Linked DNA regions of Homo sapiens: region 1 is linked to region 2. Evidence: read pairs that join two places in POLR2A ChIA-PET (ENCODE). Cell type or tissue: OCI-LY7. All regions are shown on one strand. Each heading gives the region's core, and the rest is flanking DNA. Links, peaks and the distances in the headings are about the cores only. Region 1 overlaps SLC7A6 (solute carrier family 7 member 6). Region 2 overlaps ATP6V0D1-DT (ATP6V0D1 divergent transcript).

Region 1 (5,376 bases), core at 281-5,280, 780 kb before region 2:
CTGAGATCTCTCAGGTTCTATCTGCAGAAACTCAAATGTGGCCGCAGGCAGAGCTTGTTTACAAAGTCAGTGTAAAGAAGTCTGATACACTAGGAAGAAAAGGTGTTTTGTTGTACCTGCTGCTCAGAGCAAGCCGCAAAGAGCAGCAATGGCAGACAGGAAAGGGTCCTGTGGGCCTGAAGTTTAACACCGTAGGACTCCCACAGTCTAGTGAAGCCTACTTTCTCACTGATGACTTTAACTGGTTTAAGATAAAAATCTGGGAAATAAAATAACTCTTTTTTTTTTCCTTTAGCAACAGAATAAAGGCCTCAACACTGGTGGGGTTTTTTTCTGGGCTTACAACTAGCAATGTTGACTTCAATCGAAACAGCTGTCAAGACAAATAAAAGACATGCCCCAACCTGTCACACAGACCACAAAACAGAACAAGGGCAGCCAAGAGAGGAGGAATATGAGGCACCAAAAGCCACGAACAGATTCAAACTTCTCCCATCCCCATCCTTTATGCTTACTTATCTCTCAGGACCAAATGACTGGTAAAATTACTTCCTCAAAAGGTAAGAAGCCTCCCTCCCCTCCAAAATGCAAAATATGCTATTCAAATATAAAGTATCTTTTTTTTTTTTTTTTTTTTTGGAGACAGAGTTTTGCTCTTGTTGCCCAGGCTGGAGTACAATGGCATGATCTCCGCTCCCCACAACCTCCGCCTCCTGGGTTCAAGCAATTCTCCTGCCTCAGCCTCCCGAGTAGCTGGGATTACAGGCATGCACCACCACGCCCAGCTATATTTGTTTTTTCAGTAGAGACGGGGTTTCTCCATGTTGGTCAGGCTGGTCTCGAACTCCCAACCTCAGGTGATCCGCCCGCCTCAGCCTCCCAAAGTGCTGGGATTATAGGCATGAGCCACCGCGCCCGGCCTAAAGTACCGTTATTATAGTACCCCCCACCCCCCAACATCCTCCCAATCTCAGCCCCCACTTACATATGCAAGCAGCAGCCAGGAGACGGCAGGCCAGGTATGGGGGATCACAGCTGGGGAAGGACGGCTGGATGATGTAGTTGGCAAAGGTGATGGCGATGATGGCCTGACCGGTGGGCTCAACAACTAGCAGTGAGACCCACAGGCGGATGAAGGCAATGAAGCCCCCAAAGGCCTCTAGAATATAAGCGTAGCTGGCTCCCGACTTGGTGATGGTGGTCCCCAGCTCTGCATAACAAAGGGCACCCACAACAGAGAAGAGCCCACCAATGGCCCACACAATCAGTGACATCCCATAGGAGGCAGTGTGTACCAGCACACCCTTGGGTGAGACAAAGATCCCTGAGCCGATCATGTTGCCCACCACCAGGCTGACCCCATTCAGCAGGGAGATCTCCTTCTTCAGCTGCATAGTTTCGGAGGACCTTTGAGGTGGCGAGCTGACATCTTCTTCCACCTGGGACTGGCTGGTGTTAGGGACAAGATGGTAGGTGGGTGTGGGCCTCCCAGGCTCCCTGGCTTCCATGACAAACGGTTCCTGCACACCTGTGTTTGCTGTGGCCTGGCAAAGAATACAAGTATGTCAGTCTAGGGCAGGAGCTGGTGAGGCTCTATTTAGACCAGATTTCCCTGCCCACTTCCTATTTAGGGACAGCATGCCATGCACACAGCCCTAACTACAATAGGCCTGTCTCAGTTCCCACCATAGAACACAGGGAAATAGAAGTGGGTAGACCTTCACTGCTCCCAAGAAAGACACCATGAGAGCTCACGCATGATGTGATAATGACTTCTGATGACAAATACCTGTCCTGCAGCCCAGAATAGGCTGGCATTAAATTTGTCCAACGATTGGATTCTCCTTGAGTTATAGATTTCTGCTCTGTTCTCACCAGCTTAAAACCCACAAACCTGCCCTGCAGAGAAGACCAGAGTCCCTGCACCTGGTACACAGTCATCACCAGCCTAAAAGGCTTCTCACTGTCCATACCCAGGTAATCCTGCCCAGTCACCTCTACCCAATGTAAACTGGGACTTCTGCAATGTCCAGCAAGACATGGAGACATCTGCAGCTACTCTCAGGCCAGTACAGAACATGAGGAGGTGATGGGAAGGGCGAGGAAGATGCTAAGACAGGTTTAGTCATTGTAGTGACTAAACCAAGGGGAAGTCCCTCATTAAAATACACACCTGGCTGGGCGCAGTGGCTCCCACCTGTAATCCCAGCATGTTGAGAGGCCGAGGCGGGCGGACCACAAGGTCAGGAGATCGAGACCATCCTAGCCAAAATGGTGAAACCCCGTCTCTACTAAACTTACAAAAATTAGCTGGGCGTGGTGACACATACCTGTAATCCCCACTCAGGAGGCTGAGGCAGGAGAATCGCTTGAACCAGGGAGTCGGAGGTTGCAGTGAGCCAAGATCACGCCACTGCCTGGCAACAGAGCAAGACTTGGTCTCAAAAAAAAAAAAAAAATACATGCCTGGGTATCACTGTGTCTGCAACACCTACCTCACTCTCCCATGTTGCTGCTTGCCCATTCCACATCTTTCTTTTTCCAAAGTACCCGAAAGAGAAGGGTTACGTAATAAGACAGGGTAGAGAAAGGACATCCAGGGGCATCCCAACCCAGGGCTAATTTGCCACTGGTGTATTTGCTTTCTTCCCCAGCATGCCCCTCATGTTGGATTCCACATTAACCTACCTATGAAGGACCCAGAATCTATCAAAGGAAAATAAGCACCTTCCTGACCCTGCACCCAGCGTGATCTTCTCCCTCCCTCAACTCCTGTGCCAGTCACACTTCTGATCCTTTGATCCCATCTCATCTTCAGAAGAAATCTGGTGGGCCATTTGATTCCCACCCACGTAACAGTTAGTCCTTTAAGGTCACAGAGATAACCTCCAAGAATCAGCAATAGGAACAGGATCGGCAAGCACATCATCTTTCCAGAAGTCTCTTATCTGTTCAACAAATGTGTATGTGATGTGCCCGAATCTGGCCTCATGGAGCTCAGAGCAAGGAAACCACAGAGAGTCAAGAGTGAGTAGTTCTTAGGGGAAATGCTGATCTCCACAGTCCCCACCCAAAACTCCTGCCTTCCCTGTCCCAAACCCCTTCAAGTCTGGACCTGAGACCAAGTAAAAAAGCTCCTCCTAGGCCCTAGTGAAGCCTTCCCCCAGTCCCAGGAGTGAAGGCAGCCTACCTCTGCTTCAGTGAGGCTGAGCTTTAAGGCAGCACCACTTTTGCTCTCACTCTGGCACCAAGCCATGCAGGTTTCCTGTGCAGGCACCTGGAAACATATTTGTTTTCATGTGCCTGTCAGGTGAGCCCAGGCATCCATTAGAACAAAACCAGTACACAGCTGGGGAGCCTATAGTCTCACATAAGAGTCAGGTGCAAAGAGACCTAGGATGCCTTTTCTACCCAAGTCAACATGGAGACAAGCAGAGAAATCTGACCCCAGTGACCAATACAGCTCGCCCTATTCCATCAGACTCTAGCTGGGAGGAGGGATTGAGCTTACTAGGTATTCCCTTTGTATTCATAAAACCTGGCACTGGTGTCGCTGATATGGCTTTATCAGGTTTGTCAAATACACTGGCGAAACTACCCAGTGGCCTTATTTAGAGAGGTGGGGCACAGTCACAGCCCCACAAGACCTCATGCCTAGAATTTCAGTCGCAGCACCTGAATGAAAGACAAAGTTCCTGCTGGAAGGTTAAGGACTCCTTCAGCCAAGGAGAGTAGCAGAATCACACAAAACTGAAGGCAGATAAGACTTTTTTCTCTTTCAGTCTCTCTCTCTCTTTTTTATTCAAGAGACAAGGTCTCACTTTGTCACCCAGGCTGGAGTGCAATCATGCAATCATAGCTCACTGCAGCCTCCAACTCCTAGGCTCAAGCAGTCCTCTATCTCGGCCTCATGAGTAGCTAGGACTAAAGGTGCTTGCCACCATGCCCAGCTATTTATTTATGTATTTTTTTTTTAATTTGTCTGTAGAGACAGTGTTTCACTACATTGCCCAGGCTGGTCTTGAACTCCTGGCCTCAACTGATCCTCCTACCTTGGCCTCCTGAAGTGCTGAAATTACAGGTGTGAGCCACCATGCCAGGCTTCTTTATCTTCATTCAGTAACAAAATGCATGCTGGGCGCAGTGGCTCACGCCTGTAATCCCAGCACTTTGGGAGGCTGAGGCAGGCAGATCATAAGGCCAAGAGATTGAGACCATCCTGGCCAACATGGTGAAACCCGGTCTCTAATAAAAATACAAAAAAATTTAGCTGGGCGTGGTGGCATGCACTTGTAGTCCCAGCTACTCAGGAGGCTGAGGCAGGAGAATCACCTGAACCTGGGAGGCGGAGGTTGCAGTGAGCCAAGATAGCGCCACTGCACTCCAGTCTGGTGACAGAGCAAGACTCTGTCTCAAAAAAAAAAAGAAAAGAAAAATGCAATTGTTATCAAGAGCCTGTCCTTGGCAAAAGTAGTTAAAGTTCCTACCTCTTTGCTAAACACCCAAGAGCAAAATTGTGATGTAACCCTAGCAGCTCCCAAGAGCACATGACTAAGTCCCAGGCTGGCTTGGCTACACATACAACCCCAGGGCCATCCCTTACCTTCTCTCCATATCTAAACTTCACCTTGGCAGGGCACAGTGGTGCACACCTGTGATCCCAGCACTTTGGGAGGCCAAAGCAGGTGGATCACTTGAGCCCAGGAGACCAGCCTGGGCAATGGCAAAACCCTGTCTACACCAAAAAACTACAAAAGTTAGCTGGGCATGGTGGCATGGCACACACCTGTAGTCTTAGTTACTCAGGAGGCTGAAGTGGGAGGATCACCTGAGCCCAAGAAGGTTGAGGCTGCAGTGAGCCATGATCACACCATTGCACTCCCGCCTGGGTGACAGAGACCCTGTCTCAAAAAACAAACAACAAAAAGCACAAATAAAATGGGAGCAGACATGATGACTCACGCCTATAATCCTAGTATTTTGGGAGACCAAGGCCAGAGGATTGCCTGAAGCCAGGAGTTCAGGAGTAGCCTGGGCAACATAGGGAGGTTCCGTCTCTATAAAAAAATGAAATAAGAAAAAACTAGGCCAGGCACAGTGGTCCACACCTGTAATCCACCACTTTGGGAGGCTGAGGCAAGAGGATTGCTTGAGCCCAGGAGTCCGAGACCAGCCTGGACAACACAGCAAGACCCCATCTCTACAAAAAATACAAAAATTAGCCAGGCACGGTGGCACATGCCAGCTACTTGGGAGGCCAAGGTGGGAGTATTTCTTGAGCCAAGGAGGTCAGGGCTGCGGTAAGCCATTATCATGCCACTGCATTCCAGCCTGGGCAACAGAGCAAGACTGTTTCAAAAAAAAAAAAAAAAATCC
Region 2 (5,376 bases), core at 159-5,158:
CATGAAGGCAGAAATTCCATCCAGTTACCCTGGAAGTGGGAAACCGACAACCTGCATGGCATTTTTTGAAGCTAGACATGTAAACATCATTTAAAAGTTCTGTTTTCTTGGCTCACGCCTGTAACCCCAGCACTTTGGGAGGTCAAGGCAGGCAGATCATGAGGTCAGGAGATTGAGACCATCCTGGCTAACACGGTGAAACCCTGTCTCTACTAAAAATTCAAAAAATTAGCCGGGTGTGGTGGTGGGCGCCTGTAGAACAGCTACTCGGGAGGCTGAGGCAGGAGAATGGCGTGAACCTGGGAGACAGAGCTTGCAGTGAGCCGAGATCGCACCACTGCACTCCAGCCTGGGCGACAGAGTGAGACTCCGTCTCAAAAAAAAAAAAAAAAACTTCTGTTTTCTCTCTTTTCTTTAAAAACCTGAAGCTCTTAGCTGGGTGTGGTGGCACATGCCTGTAATCCCAGCTACTCGGGAGACTGAGGCAGGAGAATTGCCTGAACCCAGGAGGTGGAGGTTGCAGTGAGCCAAGATCACGCCATTGTGCTCCAGCCTGGGCAACAGAGCGAGATTCCATCTTAAAAAAAAAAAAAAGTCTGAAGCTCTGGCAAACCTGGGCCTACATCTCTGCCTGCCATCAATGGCTTCTCCCTTCAGGCCAAACTCACACTCTTCAAACTGTTATTAAAATACCACAGGTTTGGTCTAGGTCATGCTGCTCACCACACAGAAAGCCAATCACTGAGACAATTATTGCCAAGGAAGAAGGCTTTAATCGGGTGATGCAGGTGAGAAGACGGGAGATCGGTCTCAAATCCATCTCCCTGATGGACTAAAATTAGGAGTTTATATAGCAGGGAAGAAATGTAATTGTGTGTGGGAAAACAAATGCAAGGGGTAAGGAAGCAAATCATGATGAATGAGGGCCCTTGAGTCTCATTGTCTGGATGGGATGATCTGGTGGGTTTCAGTTCTTTGATACTTTTTGAGAGGACTGGGGATCCTTTCCTGAGAGGGGAACTCAGATAAAACAAATGTAAGTTTCAAGCTTTAGGATCAGAAGGGTTGATTTCTATGTTTATCCAAAAAAGCTGTCTATGGGACTATTGGGTTGGTTTCAAAACTTCCCCAATATTGAGTCAGAGTGTGGTCATTGTTAATGTTGAAATACAGAACTAATCTTTTGTTTCCGAAAAAAAGTATGACAGGCCGGGCATGGTAGCTCATGGCTGTAATCCTACCACTTTGAGAGGCCGAGGCAGGTGGATCACCTGAAGTCACCTGAAGTTCAAGACCAGCCTGGCCAACGTGGTGAAACCCCGTCTACACTAAAAATACAAAAATTAGCTGGGTGTGGTGACACACGCCTGTAATCCCAGCTACCTGGGAGGCTGAGGCAGGAGAACTGCTTGAACCCAGGAGGGGTTGCAGTGAGCTGAGACTGTGCCACTGCACTCCACCTGGGCGACAGAGCCAGACTTCATCTCAAAAAAAAAAAAAAGTATGAAAATAAAAGAGAGGCCAAAGGGCCATGTGCTTCAGGGAAGATGAGAAATGGCATAATTGTGTATGTATGTGTGTGTGTGTGTGTGTGTGTGTGTGTGTGTGTGTGTGTGTGTGTAATTGAAGAAATATTCTTACGTATTTATTATTCAAAGTCAATCTGTGCTGAAAAATACAACTCCAGGTGTCATTATTTCTGAGCATAGTGACCAGGGGGTCATTACAGGGTCAGACTCCCCAGTATGACTCTCAGCTCTACCGCTTGCAAGCTATTGACCTCAGACAAGACTGTGACAATATCCAGATGCCTCTGTAGTTTAAACTTCTCTGGACTGCTCAAATATAGCCCGACTGCTATCTTAGCAAGAAAACACCCTGTACACGTGGCTTTCAAGGCTGTACTAAAGAAAACATGAAATCCCATACCCCAAATTATTCTTTCTGGGATGAGAATGTGCCCAAAGTCAATACTAGCCCAAGCCAAAAGCCAAATCTGGCTCCCATGGATAGGTTTCTGGCCCTGACTTTGGCAGATGGTGCTGGCCCATGTAACCTACTCTACCCCAAAGGCCACAGCAGGGGGAAGGCTCTGGAGGTCAGAACTTCTGTGAGAGTCACAGGCTGACCTTGGGGATGCTCACAGCCTGGGAGAGCTCAGCTTAGGTCAAGTGAGGACCATCAGACCCTGTCCAGATCAGAGTAGCTCACTGAATTCTCCAGCCACAGCCTTCAGCAGTAGGTGCCAGCAGGATTTTCAAAACCAGGACCAGGGAATTTGGAGACAAAGGTGACTTTCTCCTATAGGATGCTGAGGGAGGAGAAAAGGAATAAAGCAGTTGGGCAGACAGCTATGGCTAGTCCTTGGTAAAATTCTTTTGAAAAATCAAAGCTACAGGCACAGATAGAGCAGCCTGGGGAAAAATCAAGCTGCAGCTGCACAGATAAGGGAGCAAGGCCCAGGATAGAGGCCTTTGTTCTTTGCATAATCAGCAGGCTCCCAGGAAAATGTTTCCTCCCCTTTTCAGGCATGCAAATGGTGAGCTCTGTGGGAACTTGCACAGGGAGGGGGATGGGGAGACTTACCTAAAACATACCTGCAACTACAGAGACAAGAGAAGCTACATATGCTTTCCTAAAGACATGCCCACAGCTGCACAGTTAACAGTAGTTACACAGATAGGGGAAGTTACACAAATAGCTACAGAGATGAGGGAAGTTTCTTTCTTTCTTTTTCTTTTTTTTTTTTGAGACGGAGTCTCGCTCTGTCACCCAGGCTGGAGTGCAGTGATGCAATCTCGGCTCACCGCAACCCTCCGCCTCCAGGGTTCAAGCAATTCTCCTGCCTCAGCCTCCTGAGTAGCTGGAATTACAGGCACGTGCCACCGTGCCTGGCTAATTTTTGTATTTTTAGTAGAGATGGAGTTTCACCATGTTGGTCAGGCTGGTCTCGAACTCCTGACCTGACCTTGTGATCCACCCGCCTCGGCCTCCCAAAGTGCTGGGATTACAGGCGGGAGCCACAGCGTCCAGCCAGACACTCCATTATTTTTTGAGCCACTAATAAAGGAAAAGAAAAAATGTTTTCATTGAGACATAATATCCAATAAAAAATACAATATATATATATATTTTGAGATGGAGTCTTACTCTGTCACCCAGGCTGGAGTGCAGTGGCACAATCTTGGCTGACTGCAACCTCCGCCTCCTGGGTTCAAGTGATTCTCCTGCCTGAACCTCCTGAGTAGCTGGGACTACAGGCACACACCACCACATCTGGCTAATTTTTTATTTTTAGTGGAGACGAGGTTTTGCCATATTGGCCAGGCTGGTCTCGAACTCCTGATCTCAGGTGATCTGCCCACTTTGGCCTCCCAAAGTGCTGGGATTACAGGTGTGAGCCACTGCACTTGGCAAAATACACAAGTCTTAAATGTGCAGCTTGATGAAATTTTACATACTTATATACCTGCGTGACCACCACTGAGATCAAGATACAAAACCTTTCCAACACCTCACATGTTTTCCTCATTTCCCCCCTCAGTCAATAATTTCCCACCCTCCCAGAGTTAACCGCTGTTGTGTTTTATCACCATTTATTATAATTTTGCTTGGGTCTGAATGTCATAGGGCTGGATTCATTCCATCCTCACTCTTCTGCAGCATGCTTCTTTCATTCAACCTTATGTCTGTGCAATTCATTCATGTTGCAGTGTGTAGCAGTAGTTTATTCTCTTGTCATTGCTGTATAGTTGTCAATTATATAAACATACTTTTGTTTGTTTGTTTGAGATAGGGTCTCACTCTGTCACCCATGCTGGAGTGCAGTGGTGCAATCTTGGTTCACTGCAACCTCTGCCTCCTGGATTCAAGTGATCCTCCCACCTCAGCCTCTCGAGAAGCTGGGACTACAGGCTTGCGCCACCATGTCTAGCTAATTTTTGTAATTTTTGAAGAGACAGGGTTTTGTCATGTTGCTCAGGCTGGTCTGGAACTCCTGAGCTCAAGTGATCCACTCGTCTCGGCCTTCCAAAGTGCCAGGATTACAGGTGTGAGCCACTGTGCCTGGCCCAATTATATCACTATAATGTTATTATCCATTTTGCTGTTGATGGATATTTGGATTGTTTCCAGTTTTCTTTCTTTTTTAAAATTTTTTATTTTTTTAAGACAAGGTCTCATGTGCATAAGCTGGAATGCAGTAGTGTGATCATGGCTCACTACAGCTTTAACCTCCTGGGATCAAGCGATCCTCCCCACCTCAGCCTCTGGAGTCACTGGGACCACTGATGTGCACCACTGTGTCTGGCTATTTTTAAATTTTTTTGTAGAGATTGGGTCTCTGTATGTTACCCAGGCTGGTCTCAAACTCCTGGGCTCAAGACAGTCTCCCACCTCGGCTTCCCAAAGTGGTGGGATTACAGGCATGAGCCACGGCACCAACTTTCTCTATCTTTTTGTTTTATTCCAACCCTCAAAGGATTGGATGATTCTGGAAACACCCTCACAGGCACACCTAGAAATAATATTTAACCAGATATCTGGGCATTCCTGGCCCAGTCAAGTTGACACACAAAATTAACAATCACAGATCCTCTCTAGCTCAGGGCTCAATACACCAGCCCGAGAGAACCCCCATCCATCTTCTCCTCTCCCTGAATGACTGAGGAGACCGTGCCTCTCCAGGCAACCTCTGCCTTAGGAAATCCTACAGATGATTCACAGGAAACACATGGCTGTGCTCTCTGGGGCAGGGGCAATGGGCTGGGTAGGGGTTTCAAAATCAACCCTGATTGACAGAGCCACGGGTGCTTGCAGTTTTTCCCTGCACCCCCCACCCTCTCCCCTGGACAAGGTGGGAACAGGGCCCTTGAAGGGGAGTACACTGCAGGAGGAAAAAGAAGAGAAGGGAGAGGGTTTGAGCACCCCTCTCTGTCCTCATGTGGTCTCTGGAACGAGCATGCACACTCTCCCCTTTCTCCTCCCTGCACAGAGTCCCTGTGTTCCGGGCCCACACCCTCACTTAGGAGGCTCTGCCTCCCCCAGGGTTTCCCAAATCCTCCTCCCAGAACATGCCACATATTTCTGAAGGTCCTTTTGCCAACAAGCATTGTCCTGGGAATATCAGGCTGGTTCCTTACCGTAAAATTACCCACATAGTGAAACTTTTTTTTTTTTGAGATGGAGTCTCACTCTGTTACCAGGCTGGAGTGTTACCAGGCTGGAGTGCAGTGGCACGATCTCAGCTAACTGCAACCTCCGCCTCCTGGGTCCCAGTTCAAGTAAATCTCCTGCCTCAGCCTCCCAAGTATCTAGGATCATAGGTGCGTGCCACCATGCCCAGCTAATTTTTGTATTTTTAGTAGAGATGGGGCT

The links. ChIA-PET counts read pairs that join two places held together with the same protein. Peaks named below come from ENCODE experiments on the same cell type or tissue, not always from the same donor. Only the 100,000 strongest peaks of a DNase experiment are listed, where the experiment ranks them.
Region 1: POLR2A ChIA-PET joins it to region 2 with 5 read pairs; 1 of 35 experiments calls an interaction of 5 or more read pairs at or near these places.

The regions. Positions count from the first base shown.
Region 1 is chr16:68,270,859-68,276,234 of GRCh38, reverse strand. It overlaps SLC7A6 (solute carrier family 7 member 6), which reads right to left. Exons shown (of 11, transcript NM_003983.6): 3 at 986-1,544. The coding sequence starts at 1,508. Among named protein-coding and RNA genes, the nearest start is that of SLC7A6, 9.0 kb to the right of the region's middle. RefSeq lists an enhancer at 246-405. In OCI-LY7, for the core only: a CTCF peak has its summit at 1,264; DNase peaks (open chromatin) are centred at 554 and 3,284; H3K4me3 peaks cover 1,659 bases; H3K27ac peaks cover 4,502 bases.
Region 2 is chr16:67,486,323-67,491,698 of GRCh38, reverse strand. All of the region lies in intron 2 of ATP6V0D1-DT (ATP6V0D1 divergent transcript), which reads right to left. Among named protein-coding and RNA genes, the nearest start is that of AGRP, 5.5 kb to the right of the region's middle. RefSeq lists an enhancer at 2,900-2,979. In OCI-LY7, for the core only: no CTCF peak of the experiment used is centred there; DNase peaks (open chromatin) are centred at 2,137, 2,648 and 2,885; H3K4me3 peaks cover 1,218 bases; H3K27ac peaks cover 2,740 bases.